Regions from separate parts of the Homo sapiens genome. Here region 2 is linked to region 1. The links are chromatin loops, found by intact Hi-C in ENCODE. Cell type or tissue: A673. All regions are shown on one strand. Each heading gives the region's core, and the rest is flanking DNA. Links, peaks and the distances in the headings are about the cores only.

Evidence for each region. Hi-C counts contacts between places; a loop is a spot of excess contacts. Peaks named below come from ENCODE experiments on the same cell type or tissue, not always from the same donor. Only the 100,000 strongest peaks of a DNase experiment are listed, where the experiment ranks them.
Region 2: it touches region 1 in a loop (4-fold over the local background); 4 of 110 quality-filtered maps call a loop at or near these places.

Annotation. Positions count from the first base shown.
Region 1 is chr7:23,935,779-23,944,493 of GRCh38, forward strand. No RefSeq gene overlaps it. Among named protein-coding and RNA genes, the nearest start is that of STK31, 230 kb to the left of the region's middle. RefSeq lists a silencer at 3,244-3,293. In A673, for the core only: a CTCF peak has its summit at 3,333 (motif pointing right); a DNase peak (open chromatin) is centred at 3,363.
Region 2 is chr7:24,279,786-24,288,500 of GRCh38, forward strand. NPY (neuropeptide Y) reads left to right here and starts at 4,405. Exons shown (of 4, transcript NM_000905.4): 1 at 4,405-4,490; 2 at 5,456-5,643. The coding sequence starts at 5,456. All of the region lies in intron 2 of LOC107986777 (a long non-coding RNA gene), which reads right to left. In A673, for the core only: no CTCF peak of the experiment used is centred there; a DNase peak (open chromatin) is centred at 4,516; H3K4me3 peaks cover 1,759 bases; H3K27me3 peaks cover 499 bases.

The DNA of each region.
Region 1 (8,715 bases), core at 142-8,141:
TATATATGGCATTTATTGATTTGTATATGTTGAACCATTCTTGGGATAAATCCGCTTGATCATGGTGTATTATCTTTTTCGCATGTTGGTGGGTTTGGTTTGCTAAACCAAATTTGTATTTTGTTGAGAGTTTTGTGTCTATGTTCATCAGGGATATTGGCCTGTAGTTTTCTTTTTTGTTATATCCTTGTCTGGTTTTGGTAATGGGTTATGCTGACCTCGTAGAATGAGTTAAGGAGAATTCCTTCTGCTTCAATTTTTTGGAATAGTTTGAGAAGAATTGGTATTAATTCTTCTTTAAAGATTTGGTAGAATTCAGTGGTAAAGCCATCCAGTCCTAGACTTTTCTTTGTCAAAGACTTTTTACTGGTTGTTGTTATGTTCAGGTTTTTTCTTTCTTCTTGGTTCAATCTTGGTAGATTGTTGGCATCAAGAAATTTGTCCATTTCTTCTATCTTTTCAAATTTATTGGCACATAGCTGTTCATAGTAGTCTCTAAAGATCCTTTGTATTTCTGTGGTATCCATTGTGATGTCTTCTTTTTTATTTCTGATTTTATTTATCTGGGTCTTTCTCTTTTTTCAAAAGTTGATTTAGCTAACGTTTTGTTGATTTTGTTCATCTTTTCAAAAAAAAACCTTGTTTTTTGTTTTGTTGATTTTTTTTTTTTTTTTTGTGCATGCCACATGTGCATGCCACCACACCTGGCTAATTTTTATACTTTTTTGTAGTGACAGGGTTTCACCATGTTGCCCAGGCTGGTCTCAAACTCAAGCCATATGCCTGCCTTGGCCTCCCAAAGTGCTAGGATTAAAGGCATGAGCCACTGCACCCAGCCAATCTTTTTTTTTAATCTCAATTTTATTTATTTCTGTTCTGATCTTTACTATTTCTTTCATTCTACTAATTTTGAGTTGGGTTTGTTCTTGCTTTCCTTGTTGCTTGAGGTGCATCATTAGGTTGTTTATTTGAAATCCTTCTAGTTTTCTGATATAGGCATTTATTGCCATAAATTTGCCTCTTAATTCTGTTTTTTTCTGTGTCCCATAAATTTTGGTAGGTTGTGTTTCCGTTTTCATTTGTTTCAAGAAATTTTAAAATTTTACTCTTAGTGCCTTCCTCCACCCATTGATCGTTTGAAAGCTGTTTAATTTCCATGCATTTATATAGTTTCAAGTGTTCTTCTTGTTGTTGATGTGAAGGATTTTGTTGTAGTCAGATAAAATACATAATATGATTTCAATATTTCTAAATTTTTTGAGGCTTGTTTTGTGTCCTATCATATGGTCAATTCTGGAGAATGTCCTATGTGCTTATGAAAAAAGTGAATTCTTCAGCAGTTGGTTGAAATGTTGTATAAATATCTGTCGGGTCATTTGGACTATGGTGAAGTTTGAATTTAATGTTTCTTTGTTGCTTTTAAGTTGAGATGATCTGTCTAATGCTGAGAGTAGGGTGTTGAAGTTCTCAACTATTATATTATTGTATTGGAGTCTATCTCTCCCTTTAATCAAATAATATTTGCTTTAGATATCTGGGTGCTCTGGTGTTGGGTGCATATATATTTACAATTCTATATTCTCTTGCTTAATCGATCTTTTTATTATTATATAATGTCCTTCTTTGTTTTTACAGTTTTTAATTTGAAGTCTGTTTTGTCTGACATAAGTATAGCTACTCCTGCTCACTTTTGATTTCTACTTGCATGGAATATCTTTTTCACTCCTTCATTATCAGTGCATGTGTGTCTTTACAGGAGGCATGAATTTCTCGTAGGCAGCATATATTAGTTTGGTGCAAAAGAAATTGTAGTTTTTTAAATTACTTTTTTAAAAATGACAAGACTGTGATTACTTTTGCACCAGCCTAATAGCTTTGTCTTGTTTTTTATCTATTCAGTCAGTATATCTCTTCTAGATGATGAATTTAATTCATTTGCACTTAAATTTTTTATTGAAATGTGAGGACTTAACACCTGTTATTTTTAATGATTGTTTTCTGATTGTTTTGTGTATCTTTCTTTCTTACTTCCTCTCTCATTGTTTCTTTTTTTGTCTGCCTGTGATTTTCTGTAATGTTAAGGTTTGATTTCTTTCTTTTTCTCCTTTGTGTATTGGCTCTACCAATGAGTTTTATAGTTTTCCATGTTTTCATGATGCTAGTTACCCTCTTTTCACTTCTATGTGTAAGACTCCCATTTCTTCTAAGGCCAGTCTAATGGTGATGAATTCCCTTAGTATTTATTTATTTTTTTGTGAAAGATTTTATTTCTTCTTCATTTCTGAAGGATAGCTTTCCTGGGTACAATATTCTTGGGTGACAATTTTTTTTTCTTTTAGTACTTTAAATATATCATCCCATTCTATCCTGGCCTGTAAGATTTTTGCTGAGAAATCTCCTGCCAGTCTAGTGGGGATCCCTTATATGTGACTTAATACTTTTTTCTTCTGCTTTTAAAAATCTTTGTCTTTTGACAATTTGACTATAATGTGCCTTGGAGGGGACCTGCTTAAGTTGAATCTATTTTGAGTTTTCCTCACTTTTTCATGTCTATTCTCTTTGTGGAATGTTATAATACAAATATTTGTTTGTTTAATGGTGTGTCATATATCCTGTAGGCTTTCTTCATTCTTTTTTCTTTTTTTTGGTCTGACTGTGTTATTTCAAAACCCTTGTCTTCAAGTTCAGACATTCTTCTGCTTGGTGTATTCTGTTCTATACTAGATTGTGTTTTTTCATTTCTTGAAGCTCTTGATTGTGTTTTTAAATTTCATTCCTTGAATTCGTCAGCTCTAGAATTTCTGCTTTTTAAAAATGATATCTATCTCTTTGTTGAATTTCTGATTCAGATAATAATTTCCTCCCAATATCATTGAATTGTCTTTCTGTTTTCTCTTGTAAGAAAGTTCCCTTAAGATTATTATTTGGAATTATTTTTATTATTCTTATTACTGAGTTCCCTTAAGATTATTATTTGGAATTATTTTTCTGGCGTTTTATATATTTCCTTATGATTGGGGTCTGTTACTTGAGAATAATTTTTTCCTTTGGAAGTGACATGTTTCTTTGCTTTTTCATGATTGTGTTCCTACATGGATTTTTATGTAGCTGGATATTTGCTTCTTCCAAATTTCTGGAGTAGGTTTTGTGGGGAAGTCCTTATTCGTTGGAATGGGTGTTGGCCTGTCATTTCACTGGGTTGTGTTGGCCTTGCTTCTAGATGGATGCAGTGTTGTAGTCTCCGTATAGTTTCCTCAGCTGTAATCCATACTAGTGGCATTTGTGAGTTTCTCAGAGGCCTAGGGTGACAGAGTTTGTGGTGACAGTGTTGCAGCTTTGCCAGGAGAGGGCTCACTGAGCTATTTCTCAGGTTGAGGGCATATGCAGCTTGGTTCACGGTCAGGGGTGGATAGGGAGTACACACCCTGTGCTCCTAATCCAGGACCATGCAGCCATGTGAATTCCTGAAAGTTCTCCAAACTGGACTCAGGGCTTGTGAGGACTGTGGGATTCTCCTGTAGTAAGGACTATAGGTGTTTGCAGTGACAATGAGAGCTGGTAGGGATCTTCTGCTTACCTTTTCCCCACAAATGTCCCTCCTATCTCCAGGCTGATCTGATCTGAGTGGAGGAGATGGGGCTACAGAGGCTGCGTGCCTCCATGTTGCTCTCCTGGACTTCCAATCACTACAAGTGTGCCTCTACTCTACTGCTGCACTCCAGCACTCTCCCTTAGACATGCCAGTCAAATCTTAGCTGTGTTTTCATTGCCTTGGTCCTTTCTTGTGGGAGGGAGTAGAGATGCCAGGCATCTTGCTGATGTCACTCTACTTTTATTTTTTAAAATGTGGCTATAGCCAGGCATGGTGGCTCACACCTATAATCCCAGCACTTTGGGAGGCTGAGGTGGGTGGATTGCTTGAGCCCAGGAGTTCAAAACCAGCCTGGGCAACATGGCAAAACCCCATCTCTACAAAAATTACTAAAATTAGCTGGGCGTGGTGGTATGTTCCTGTAGTCCCAGCTACTTGGGAGGCTGAGGTAAGAGGATCACTTGAACCTGGCAGGTCAAGGTCAAGGTTGCAGTGAGCTGGGACCACACCACTGCACTCCAGCCTGGGTAACAGAGTGAGACCCTGTCTCAAAATAAATAAATAAATAAATAAATAAATAAATAAATAAATAATAAAATGTGGCTACCAAAAATTTAAAATTACATTGGTACCTAGTGGTGTATTTCTATTGGACAACACTGTGCTTGAGAGTAGGAAAAGAAAGGGTATTTTTGTAGTGATTGCTGTGGGTTGTACATTTGGACGTCTTTAAATGTTTTTCAAAGATGTTCATAGAGATTGGAATTTCTATTCCTTTACTGAAATGTATTAGGTACTGGGGATATGTTGGTGAACAAGACAGAACCCTTGCAGACTGAACAGACTAGGGGACTTGCTTTTCTATAGAGGTGTGTGTTGGGATAAATAGATGAGAAACAGAAGTTAAATGATGTAATTAGGGATTGTGTTATACGATGGAATAAAGGAGGATAAGTTGAGGAGTCTGCTTTAAATGTGGTTATCAGAGGACACTACTCTCAGGGGATATCATTACATTTTTAGGAGGAGCCTGCTGTGGGAAGAACATAAAAGCCTCTACACACAGTCACAGTCCTGCCTTACCTCTTCTAAGTTTAGGATTAAAAGTAGGCTTCACATTGCAATAGAAGGCTTTTCTAATTAGTTTTATTTTCTTCTCCTTCAAAAAAAGAGTGTGACAATTTCTCAAGTTTGTCAGGTAGGGAGGCAGAGACTGCAAGGATGAGTGCATTGATGATCCCCTGAAGACAGTGTTCCAGATAGTTGTTTGGGGAATTCCCTCAGCAGTTGGTCCACAGTGCCATTCAGCTCCCTTGGCATTTACTGAACTGCTTTTCTAAATGGGATGCTTAAAAATGTACCATTCCTCCAGGATGGGTTTTAAGAGTCTTGCTTGTAAATAATGTTTCTTTTTTTCACGCAACTTAAGAAAGGTTGGAAGTCTACTCTGAAATTGTGCTGTTATGCCTCAGTCTTAAATACCATCCTGTGCTTCAGTTTTTAAATCATAATAATTATAATAAAAATAATGGGATAGTGTTAATAAAGCATATAGTATGTGCTAGAATATTTTACATACATCATCTCATTTAATCCTCACAGCATGAAGAAGCTGTGTAGTTTGGTGGCGAGTCATTCTCAGATTGCTTGGGGTCGAGTCTTAGTTCTGTTAAGCAACTTGACTGCTAGCAAACTTAGGCAAATTACTGAACTTCCTTCCCTCGTTCACTCATCTGTAAAGTGGGGATAATAATAGATTAATAATAATAATACTCAGTGTATCCTGTGGGGTTAGGGAAAAATGAAATAATTAATATATGCAATGTGTTTAGAGCAGTGCCTCGTCTGTATTAAGCCCTATGGTATGGCTAGCCATTATTGAAATAAAGTAACACCACCATTAGCCCCATTGAACACATTAGAAAACTAAAGTTCAAATTAAGTCTCCTGTCCAAGGTCACATACCGAGGAAGTGACTTCTCCCACTGCTACATTGAGATACGTGACTGTTGTCTGATGGCCTGCAATACTTCTAGGTGTGGGGAGGTTTGAAAAATAAGCAATACCGACTTGTTTTTGGCCCTGGGCTCCCTAGGACCATATGCTGTAGTGGGCTGGAAAAATTGGATTTTTGGCAATTTCATTCTGTAACTGTAAAGTAGACCTTTTCCTGCTAGTAGCATCTTTCCTGACTGTATTTCTTAATAGGAGATGACAGTATGGACAGGACACTTGGAGGCTTAGCAGAATGACTAGTTGTTTTGCTTCGGAGCTTGTTTCTTAAACCTCAGGGAAAGAAAAAATCCATCTGCTAGGTTAACTTTCTGGAAGCTTGTTGCCTAGAGATTAGGAGGAGAGCTATGGAGTCAGACAGGTCTGGGTTTGCATCATGGCATTTGCACTCCCTTGTCAAGTGTCTTGGGTTAGTCATTCATAATTTTGAAACTTAGTTTCTTCATGTATAAAATGGGGATGATGATAATGCCTACCTCATAGAGTTGTTTTGAGGATTGAGTGAGATAACAGATAACAACCCAACAAAAAGATAAGATAGATAATATGAACTCAGGGCTATATCAACAACTATTTACAATGATTATCCCCACAGTAATAAATAAGGTAATATGTAGGGCTTGTTATGTAGTATTGGTTTAATAAATGTAAGCTGCCATAATTCAATTCTCCAATGACTCTTGAGTCTTTGGTTTAGATGAGCATGTTCTACTGTTAGAGAACCAAGGTTAGATCATTGTCTAGTTGGCATTAGGCACATGGAATTACCTGTCACTGCCCTTAAGTCTCTTTGCTTCTGGGAGAGCTTATGGCATCTCCCACCTTGAACTAAAGGTCAATTTGCTGACTGTTGGAATAATATTGGCTCTTACGCACTTCTAGAATCTATTAATCTTGCCATTTAGTAAACAACAGAGCCTAGACCTTTATTCTGAGATCTAGGCCTATCTATCCAACTATCTATTTGGCTTCTCTGTATGGATGCCTTACAAATCTGGCCAAAATCTGGCCAAAATAGAGTTCACCGTATGTTCCTTCAAGTCTGTTTTCTTCTCCCAGTATCTGATCTCAGTAAATATCAACATCTACTGTGTTACACAAAGAAGAAAGGTCAAGTCTTCCTTGGCCCCTCTGTTCTCTTTACCTGCTATAGCCTGTCAATCTCACCAAGTCTTGTTCATTCTTCTTTACATATATCTTTCTTGAATCTCCCTGCTTCTCTGCATCCCATTGCTGTGACCCTGGTCTTACTCCTGGATTATCACCTTAACCACCCAACTGGTCTGCTGATCTCAGTGTCACCCTCTTCCCATCCATTCTCTCTCTCTTCTGCAGGCAGATGATCTTTTAATGACATTCCCCTGTTTAATCCCTGCAGAGGCTTCCAATTGCCTATAGGGTAATACCCTATATTTTTGCCATAAGCAACAAGACCTTATATAATCCAGCCCTGCCTAGCCCTCTTGCTCTACCTGCTGCCCTCTGGATCTAACATAGACTCTCTCCCACCCTGGGGCTTCACACACACTGCCCCTTCTGCTGGGAATGGACTCTTCCAACTCCTTTTCCCTGACCCCCCTCTTTCCCAGCTACTTCAGGTCTTGGCACGAATATTTAAAATATCTCTTTCAAAGGCGAGTATTGTTCAACTGTAACTACATACCCCCCCGCCAAGTTAAGCCCATGTGTTATATACTTATAAGTCTTGTGTAAATACTCACCACATTTGTGATTATTTGCTTACTATCTGTGTTCTTTGCTAGAATATAAGGTCTGTGAAGGTTTTAAACTTTTGTTTAAACCAGAAGGGCTTGTCATCCCGTATCTAATCCAGTTACCTTAATTTACTTATTAAGAAAATGGAGCCCATGGAGTAGAGTCTTCAGTTCCCTAATTTGTATATTTTCCATGAATGTAACTGAAATGTGAATGGGCAATTTAATCCCCCTAAACATTTGTTGGTTTAGAGCAACTTCGTAATGTGGGGAAAGGGTGAGTGAGAGACTCTTCCAGTAGCCCACAGTCCCACCATGGAACTGTACAGTTCTGGCCATAGGAGAACCACATGACCCTCCCAACCCCTGAAACGAACCCAGTGAGCTGCTGGAAGACCATGGGATGTAACTTCTCCAGTTCCCACTGCTGGGTCCCACACCTTTTCTGAGACCTTAACAGATAATACAGCAAGATGCCATTTTTAAACCTAGTCTTTGGCAGACTGCACACTGTTCTGGGGCCCAATGGTGCCAGAACTGAGGCATTACAGAAACGTGAGCTGTTGTTCCTGAGGCTGGGGAGCATGCTGGGAGTTCTACCATAGGCAGGGCTAAGAAATGAGTGAGGTATGGGCTGCAGCTGCTGGTGCCAGGAAGCGAGCAGAGTGTGAGTTGCCCCTGGAATTTGGTTGTCAGCTTGGTGGAAGCTCCTGCAGCTGGGGTTGATGTATGAGCTAGGCATGAAGTACCACCACTAGGGTGGGGGCAAGCCCTTCTGGGACTAGTGTGTGAAAGAGACACATGTTCCCTACCCAGTGGCCCAGGCTGTGGCCACCAAGGGCAGCCCCATCCTCCCAGTGGCAGGGCTTCAGTGCAGCTGCTACCACCCCTCACCTGAGCACTCTGCCTAGGGCCCGAGGATTGCTCCACCCCTGCCAACGATGACTGGTGCCTGCTGCCACCATTGGGGGGCCTGAGCACAAGCCTGTCCAGCCCAGTTTTATCCCCTCTCAGACAGAGCATATAGCCCCGGGTCCTGGGGATTGCCAGCCCCATCCACAACTTTGGGCACCTGGGCACTTCTCCTAGGGGCCTAAGGTTGGGACTAAACTCTTGGCTGCTATCACCTCAGCTTGCACCTACTTGCAAGCACCACCTGAGGACCTGGGGACTGGTCTACTCAGCTCATCGCAGCCTCTGCCAACATCAATAGACACCATTCAGGACCCAGAAAATTGTCCCGCCACTGCTGTGGCCATTCCTCATCCCACACTGGCTGCACAGAGGCCTAAGCACCTGCCCACCTACCCAGTCCACCACTGCCACTGCTGACATCCAAGCAAGCCACCTGAAAGCTCAAGACCTGGCCTGCCAGCAACTGTAAACACAGGTGCC
Region 2 (8,715 bases), core at 296-8,295, 340 kb after region 1:
GATTCAGATAGAACCTAGATCACAGTGGTTTCATGACTACACCTATGGTGAATAACCAGAGACAATGAATAGAAACATCTTTTTAAAGAAGCCTTGCTACAAGACTTGCTCTTCTGGCCAAGATGAAGAAACAGGAACTGGATTTACCCTCCCTGCTGAAACAACTAAAACACTAGACAAAAATAGATGAAACAACACTTAAAACATTGGACATCAGTAAAGGACAGTAATATCTTAGAGATAGAAAACAAATGACAAGAGCCATACAATGGTCCCAGATCACTGCCTGATATGGTTTGGCTGTGTCCTCACCCAAATCCCATCTTGAATTGTAGTTTCCTTAATCCCCACGTGTTGTGGGAGGGACCTGGTGTGAGATAATTGAATCATGGGGGCAGTTACCTACATGCTGCTGTTCTCATGATAGTGAGTGAATTCTCACAAGATCTGATGGTTTTATAAAAGGTTTTTTCCCCTTTGCTCGCCACTTCTCTCTCCAGCTGCAATATGAAGAAGGACGTGTTTGCTTCCCCTTCCACCATAATTGTAAGTTTCCTGAGGGCTCTCCAGCCATACAGAACTGTGAGTCAATTAAACCTCTTTCCTTTATAAATTACCCAGTCTTGGATATTTCTTCATAGCAGCATGAGAATACACTGCCTGAAGGAGTCATCCAGGCTACAGTGCAGAAGGAAGGAATTGAATCATCCTGGCCAAGGAGCTGGGGCTGGAAGTGTAGGGAGCCAGGGCAGCTAGTGTCCACAGGAAGATTATCAGGTAAAAGAAAGAATACTCTGAAAGTCTGAAGGGTGTCCCCCTTGAGGATTTAGTTGATTATTGATCAGATTATACACAAGAACAAACCACCTGAGACCAGGAAAAGAACTACACAAAAAGATAAGGGTAAACTGTGTCTGATGCTGACCAAGGGCTGGGAATAGTGTCTATCTGAACAGCCAGAGGGGAGAGCTGTGCAATTTGAGGTGTGCGTGTTGGGGGGAAGTCAGTTACCAGTTAAAGTAAAAAGAAGGAATTTTGCCTCAAAGTGTGGAAAGAGTAAACCTAGTCTAAAACCAGCTCTGGTCCCACCTAACAAAACTCACATCCAAGACCTGAATGGATAAAACTGTCTTTAAATTTTTAATTGTCTCAGAACAAGCTCAAGAACAGTCATAGAAAGACAAAAAAACAAATAACAAGGTAAAATCCACAATATCTGACATCCTATCAAAAATTATCAGGCACACAAAGAAGAAGAAAAATATAAGCCATAATGTGGAGAAAAATCAATCAACCCAAAGTATACAAAAATCACACAGATGTTAGTAGTACAAAAGTTATTATTAATGTATATTCAAGAAGCTAGAGAGAAGAGTGGACACGTTTAGATACGGAAGATATAAAAAAGATTCATTGCTTTATATTGTCCTGTAACTTAAAAAAAAGATTCAAGTTGAAACTCTAGAGATGAAAGCTACCAGGTATAAGGTGCAAAATACACTGGATAGGATTGGCAGTAATCAGATATTACAGAAGAAAACATTAGTGAACTCACAGACATAGCAATAGAGACTATCCAAAATAAAATATGAAGGAAAAAATGAGCAAAACAGAAGCAAAAACAGATCACCAACAAACTGTGGGCCAATATACACTCACCGTCTGACTCAGCCATTCTGGTTTTAAGTATTTTCCAAGAGAATTAAAGGCTTTATGTCCATACAAAGACTTGCATATGAATGTCAAGGCAGCTTTATTCGTAAAAGTTTCAAGTGAAAATAACCAAAAATTCATGAGCAGTAGAATTGATTAAAAATTTTGAAGTATATCATATAATGAAATACTGCCCAGCAATAAAAAAGAATAAACTATTGCTACATTTAACAATGTGAGTGGATTCAAAAATAATGATGCTAAGTGAAAGAAGTCAGACAAAGAGTACCTACCGTGGAACTATATTTATGTGCAATTCTAGAAAACGCAAACAAATCTCTAGTGATAGCAGATCAATGGAGGAGGGGGTGAGGAAGAGGCAAAAGGAAGGAATTACAAAGGTACATGTGGAAATTTGGGGAAGTGATGTATAATCTTCATTTTCTTGGTTTCAGTGATGGCTTCCTGAGCATATAACACACATGCATATGTGTAAGAATATATCCAATTGAATATTTTACACATTTGTAGCTTTGTATATATTCAGCAGTATCTATTCATTCCTTCTGCTTCTTTACCTTAGGTTTAGTCATGAAACCACTGGGTTTCATGTGGTCCAGGTTCTATCTGAATCAAGCTATGAACCTGCTATCAGTAAGACCTCCTAATTGCAAACCACATGGACCTTTACCGGTTATTTGACTTCTCTCGGTCATTACCTTCTCTAGTCTCCACTGATTCACCTCCTTTTGAATCTCAACAAGCTCAACAGTATCTCAATGTTATCTTAACAAAGCTGTTAGAAATAAACAACTTGACTTTGAAACAAAGGAGAGAAATGGCTCAGCAGCTAGGAGAAGATGCAGGGTTGAGTTGCCAACAGTTGGTTTTGTTTGTATTTTGGCCAGGGGATGTGGCTTGGACTGGAGAGAAAGGAGATAAGGATGTAAGCACATGTAGGGCATATCACCCCCTATTTTTTATTCTCTGAATCCTTAACCCTCAGAATAAGTTCTTATTCTTGAGAATCAATGACATTATCTTAAGCTAAATTAATCAAGCCTCCACAGTGTTCTTCTCTCAATAGTGGTGTGGGCCTTCCTAGAAGTAATTTTTCCCAAATTCAGTGATACATTTTAAGTTCAGATTTTAATTGATATGAATCTGTGATACACTCTAAAATAAGATTATTTTATTGAAAAGTGGACTGTAACTTTCCCTTTATCTAGGAAGAGCTCTAAGTTAGAAGATGTTTTGCACTTTTACCGAAGGCTGTGTCTTGTAAGCACCCCCGAGCAACTCTGAGAGCCTTGATTTTTGTGTCCTCAGCATATGTTTGTGTAATACAGAAAGAGAAGCAGTTGCCAAGTGAAAGGGATGTTGGTCTCCAAAATTATAGTTTGATCCCACAAACACACAAACACATACATGCAAAGGATTGTTTGCTTCACGGTTTTTGATATTTAATTCAATGCTGTTGGAACAGCACAAAAACTAAGTGTCAGTTTAACAGAATCACTTGTCCTTTTAGCATTAAAATAACATGGAACTTAATGCTTTAATTTCCCAACATGCCTTTTTATTTAGAAAGATTCAGACTTATATTTCATTTAGAAATAAAATGCCATTTTATTTAGAAAGATACAGGAGCATTCATTCACGGAACTTTCAGATCTCAGTCCACTGCATAAAATCTTGATCCTGTAATAATAGTTTCTGTATCTTGCATATTCATTCAACAGGTTTAACGCGATGAGCAAATTAATGTTCATCGTTTTTAACATGTTTCATCTTAATCAGAACCCACATTCTCAACGTTAATTGAACGTACATAGGACTATACAAGGGTTAGTAAATAAGACAGAAACTGTTGTTCATTTAACCACCGTCACTTTGGACCAAAAAAGAAAAAATATATATTTTTAAAATTGAGCTTAAAAGAGTCTCTAGAAGCTGGAAGCGTGGCTCTTTTTCAGCAAACTGGGGGAATAGGTTTACCGTGTTCCCCCTCTGGGGAATTTTGAGTCGCCACACTCATGTCTCGACCGAGCCTGGCTCGCTGCGTCTGAGCGAGTACTTGAGGAAGGCTGATCTAGAAAAACCAGCTGAGAGAAGGGGCAGAAGCCCCTGAAACCACGGGCGGGGGTGGGGTGGGGAGCGCAGCTTTGGGACCCTCTAGCCGGAGACTTCCGGCAGCTGCCTCCGACTTGTTCTAAGTACAGGAAAAATCTGTGCGCCCAGTTGCCTCACTCCAACAGCGCGCAGTTGTGCCCGGCGAGGATGCCGCGCTAGTCGTGGAGATGCCCCACCACAAAGAGGATTCAGGTGCTTCCTACTCCGGCACCCAGTGGGTTGGTAGTCCTGTTGGCAGGAGACAAGAATCGTCTGGGCTGCTCCTATCTCTGGCAGGACTAGACGGGGCGTGAAGGAAAGAAGGAAAGAAGGAAAGCAGGGATCGGGCACTGCCCGAGGGCAGATACTTGGGCTTTGGTGTTGTCCAGCGCGCTCGGAGTGCGCTGCCTCGCTCACGCGGTCCCAGGCCCCGCTTCTTCAGGCAGTGCCTGGGGCGGGAGGGTTGGGGTGTGGGTGGCTCCCTAAGTCGACACTCGTGCGGCTGCGGTTCCAGCCCCCTCCCCCCGCCACTCAGGGGCGGGAAGTGGCGGGTGGGAGTCACCCAAGCGTGACTGCCCGAGGCCCCTCCTGCCGCGGCGAGGAAGCTCCATAAAAGCCCTGTCGCGACCCGCTCTCTGCACCCCATCCGCTGGCTCTCACCCCTCGGAGACGCTCGCCCGACAGCATAGTACTTGCCGCCCAGCCACGCCCGCGCGCCAGCCACCGTGAGTGCTACGACCCGTCTGTCTAGGGGTGGGAGCGAACGGGGCGCCCGCGAACTTGCTAGAGACGCAGCCTCCCGCTCTGTGGAGCCCTGGGGCCCTGGGATGATCGCGCTCCACTCCCCAGCGGACTATGCCGGCTCCGCGCCCCGACGCGGACCAGCCCTCTTGGCGGCTAAATTCCACTTGTTCCTCTGCTCCCCTCTGATTGTCCACGGCCCTTCTCCCGGGCCCTTCCCGCTGGGCGGTTCTTCTGAGTTACCTTTTAGCAGATATGGAGGGAGAACCCGGGACCGCTATCCCAAGGCAGCTGGCGGTCTCCCTGCGGGTCGCCGCCTTGAGGCCCAGGAAGCGGTGCGCGGTAGGAAGGTTTCCCCGGCAGCGCCATCGAGTGAGGAATCCCTGGAGCTCTAGAGCCCCGCGCCCTGCCACCTCCCTGGATTCTTGGGCTCCAAATCTCTTTGGAGCAATTCTGGCCCAGGGAGCAATTCTCTTTCCCCTTCCCCACCGCAGTCGTCACCCCGAGGTGATCTCTGCTGTCAGCGTTGATCCCCTGAAGCTAGGCAGACCAGAAGTAACAGAGAAGAAACTTTTCTTCCCAGACAAGAGTTTGGGCAAGAAGGGAGAAAAGTGACCCAGCAGGAAGAACTTCCAATTCGGTTTTGAATGCTAAACTGGCGGGGCCCCCACCTTGCACTCTCGCCGCGCGCTTCTTGGTCCCTGAGACTTCGAACGAAGTTGCGCGAAGTTTTCAGGTGGAGCAGAGGGGCAGGTCCCGACCGGACGGCGCCCGGAGCCCGCAAGGTGGTGCTAGCCACTCCTGGGTTCTCTCTGCGGGACTGGGACGAGAGCGGATTGGGGGTCGCGTGTGGTAGCAGGAGGAGGAGCGCGGGGGGCAGAGGAGGGAGGTGCTGCGCGTGGGTGCTCTGAATCCCCAAGCCCGTCCGTTGAGCCTTCTGTGCCTGCAGATGCTAGGTAACAAGCGACTGGGGCTGTCCGGACTGACCCTCGCCCTGTCCCTGCTCGTGTGCCTGGGTGCGCTGGCCGAGGCGTACCCCTCCAAGCCGGACAACCCGGGCGAGGACGCACCAGCGGAGGACATGGCCAGATACTACTCGGCGCTGCGACACTACATCAACCTCATCACCAGGCAGAGGTGGGTGGGACCGCGGGACCGATTCCGGGAGCGCCAGTGCCTGCACACCAGGAGATCCTGGGGATGTTAGGGAAAGGGATTGTTTCTTTTCCTTCGCTCTATCCCAGGGCAGGACAGTATCAGGCACTTAGTCAGCTCTAGGTAAATGTTTGTACAGGGCACACTCTACACAAAATGGGTACCTTCCATTTTGTGCAACTACAGTCACAGAGTCGTGATCCCCAGATTCAGGTTCCCCAGGCTGGTAGGCTGGCAATCTCCTCTCACTCACCTCTTATGGTTTGTTGTGGTTCTTACGGCAGTGGGGCCCGGTCCAGAAATCTCGAAAGTACCCAGTGAAAGGGGCAAGAATGCGCCAGAGAAATGCTGTAGGGGGAAACGCTAGCAAGGTGTCTAGGAGAAACAGAACGACCACCAAAGAAAACCAAACCAAGGAGTAAACTGCAGGGTTGCCACAGACATTGTCAGACTTTCCGGCCTGCCCAGGGCTAATTGAATGACAGTATTTAGAAAAAGACAAATAGAGCTATTTTCTTTTCTTCTTCACTGTGTTTTTTTTGCAGTCTCACTCCCATATTTGAAAATTCTAGTCCCAATAATTAGAGATTTAGCCTGAAAACAGTTTATCTAAAATGCAGAGGTCTCCCTATTTTATAGCTGGTGAATTCTGAAAAGAAAGTGCCCACTTGGTATTTCATTAAGAAGAAACTTACGTTGGTCCAGTAACTTTAGGATGAATTCAGGGATTACATGGAATCTGAGAAATTGTAAACTTTATTCTGAACATTCCGAAAGTCAAAATGAAATGCCATATTTTCACTCTCAACATTGACAATTAAGGGAAAAATCAAATCCAAACTATTTTACAAATTACATAGGATTTAAATTTTGTTTTCAAAATTGGTTGATCTTAGTTCTAAATCATTTAATATCTTATTTTAATTACTGAGATTAAATGATTTTAGTCATTTGACCGTATCTAAAGGATAAGCCCTTTAGAAGCATTAATGTTAGTTAACATGTTTAAATTATATGTTTAAAGTATTGTGGGGTTTATATATTTATTTATTTAGTCCATATTTTTACTGTTTACAAGTCAGGGAGTAGTTGGAAAGGATCCAAAAGGGGGGAAGATTTATACTTTTAAAATAAAGTTTGCTTTTTCCTGTTTCATCAAAAAGGTATTTAACATCCTAAAACACTTTTGAAAAAGCCCCAATTTATATAGAATCTGAAAAACATGAAAATGCCAGAATTAAATAGTAGTTGTTTGTGATCCCTTGAAATCTGATCATTTTAATTAGCAAAAAGCAATAATATTTTATATTCCATACTTCCCAGAAAGTTAATTGATTCAAATTCTTGCTATGTTATGCCGTCATGCAGATCAAAGAGAACTTGTACAAACAAAAAGATATTAACTGTTTTTTCTAGAAAAACCTTTGTTAGTTATTTAGCTGTAGCATAATACACAGTAGAACTCATTTTTCCGAAGATGATTGCCATAAAGCTTTACCATTTTACAAAGCTCTAGCATTTTAAAATGTTTTCCTAGGCATTCTCTCATTCAGTCGTTACCTCAAAGCTTTGAAGGGAGTATAATTATCTTCATTTCACAAATCATGAAGCTAATGACATTTCATGGAAGCTATTTTTATAGGAATTATGGAATTGGAGCCCTCCTTTGAGTGTCTTTGGATGTTGTCACCACCATCAACAGGCAGTGTTATCTCCAACATGTTTGATGAGAAAAAAACATAAAGGAAAGGGACTTGGGTTTCATGGCAAGAGATTCAGCTTAGATGGGAATGAGCTGGTCTCTGAGGCAGAGTTTCCTGTCTCATCTTTGTATAAACTCCTTCTTAGAAACCAGCAGAGGCTCTTAATGTACGTCCATCTTCTCCTTCCCACCACAGACACCCACTCCTATGTGCGTTTCTGAAAATTACAGGGTCATTTGTGGATGTGCTTTAATTTAGTATAGATATAATCTGATATCATTATCTTTCTTTCCCCCCGCCCCCCGCCACCAGCATTCCCCCTGCACTCAATTTGTGCTTATATTCCTTTTGCTGTATATATACCCCTGGCTCATTGCTTCTGGAAGCTGCATTACTTATTCTAGAGTGTGGGTCTCCTACAATTTATTTATATAGCCCCCTAAATCAGTGGTTCTCAACTGGGGGTGATTTTATGCTCCCCAGGTGTGATTTGGCAGTGTCTGGAGACATTTTTGGTTTTCACAACTGGAGGTGGGCACTGCTGGTACCTAGGTGTATAGATGCCAAGGAGGCTGCTAAATATCCTACCATGCCCAGGACAGCCCCCATTACACAGAATAGCCAGTCCCAGAGAAACTCAGCCTTAGATTAGTGTTTCTCCTTCCTGGCTGCACATTAAAATTATCAGGGGAGCTTTTAAAATACACTGATGCTGGGATCCACCCCTGACCAATTAAATCAGACCCTCTGGGATGGGGCCTGGGCTTTAGAGTGTGTTTTTAACACTCCCCAGGTGATTCTAATGTGCAGCCAGGTTTGAGAATCTTTACTCTAAGGACTCAATCTTTGAAAGTTACAGCATTGTAGAGGGGAAGGATGATCCAGAATTAATTAAAGAAGGAAGAAGAGTGAACAGTACTGAACTGGATGCAAGATTATGACTGTGCAAATCCTCCTATTTCAGATTTAGGTTCTTTACTGGTAAATTGGATAAAAAGTTGGCAGTTCTTTTACTCACTGGAGCATGATGAAGATAAATGAGTTACAGTTGCCCTAGACTTTTACGATTAGTAAAACCAATGGATGGACAGAATAAATAAGTATAAGCAGACACCTATAGTCTAATATCGCAACTCCAGAAAATCTTTGAGAAAATCTCACACATGATGGGAGTGGGACAGGGAGTTGTTTTGTTTTTGCTTCCCTTGAGTCTCAGCAAAAGAACAGTCATAGAAAATATTTCCAAAAAATTTAGATATAATTTTGCTTGGCAATTAGAATATACCCTCTGTCAGCTTTGTTCAGTTGTTGGACCTATTAACCAATCCATACCAGACTAATTTATTTCTAA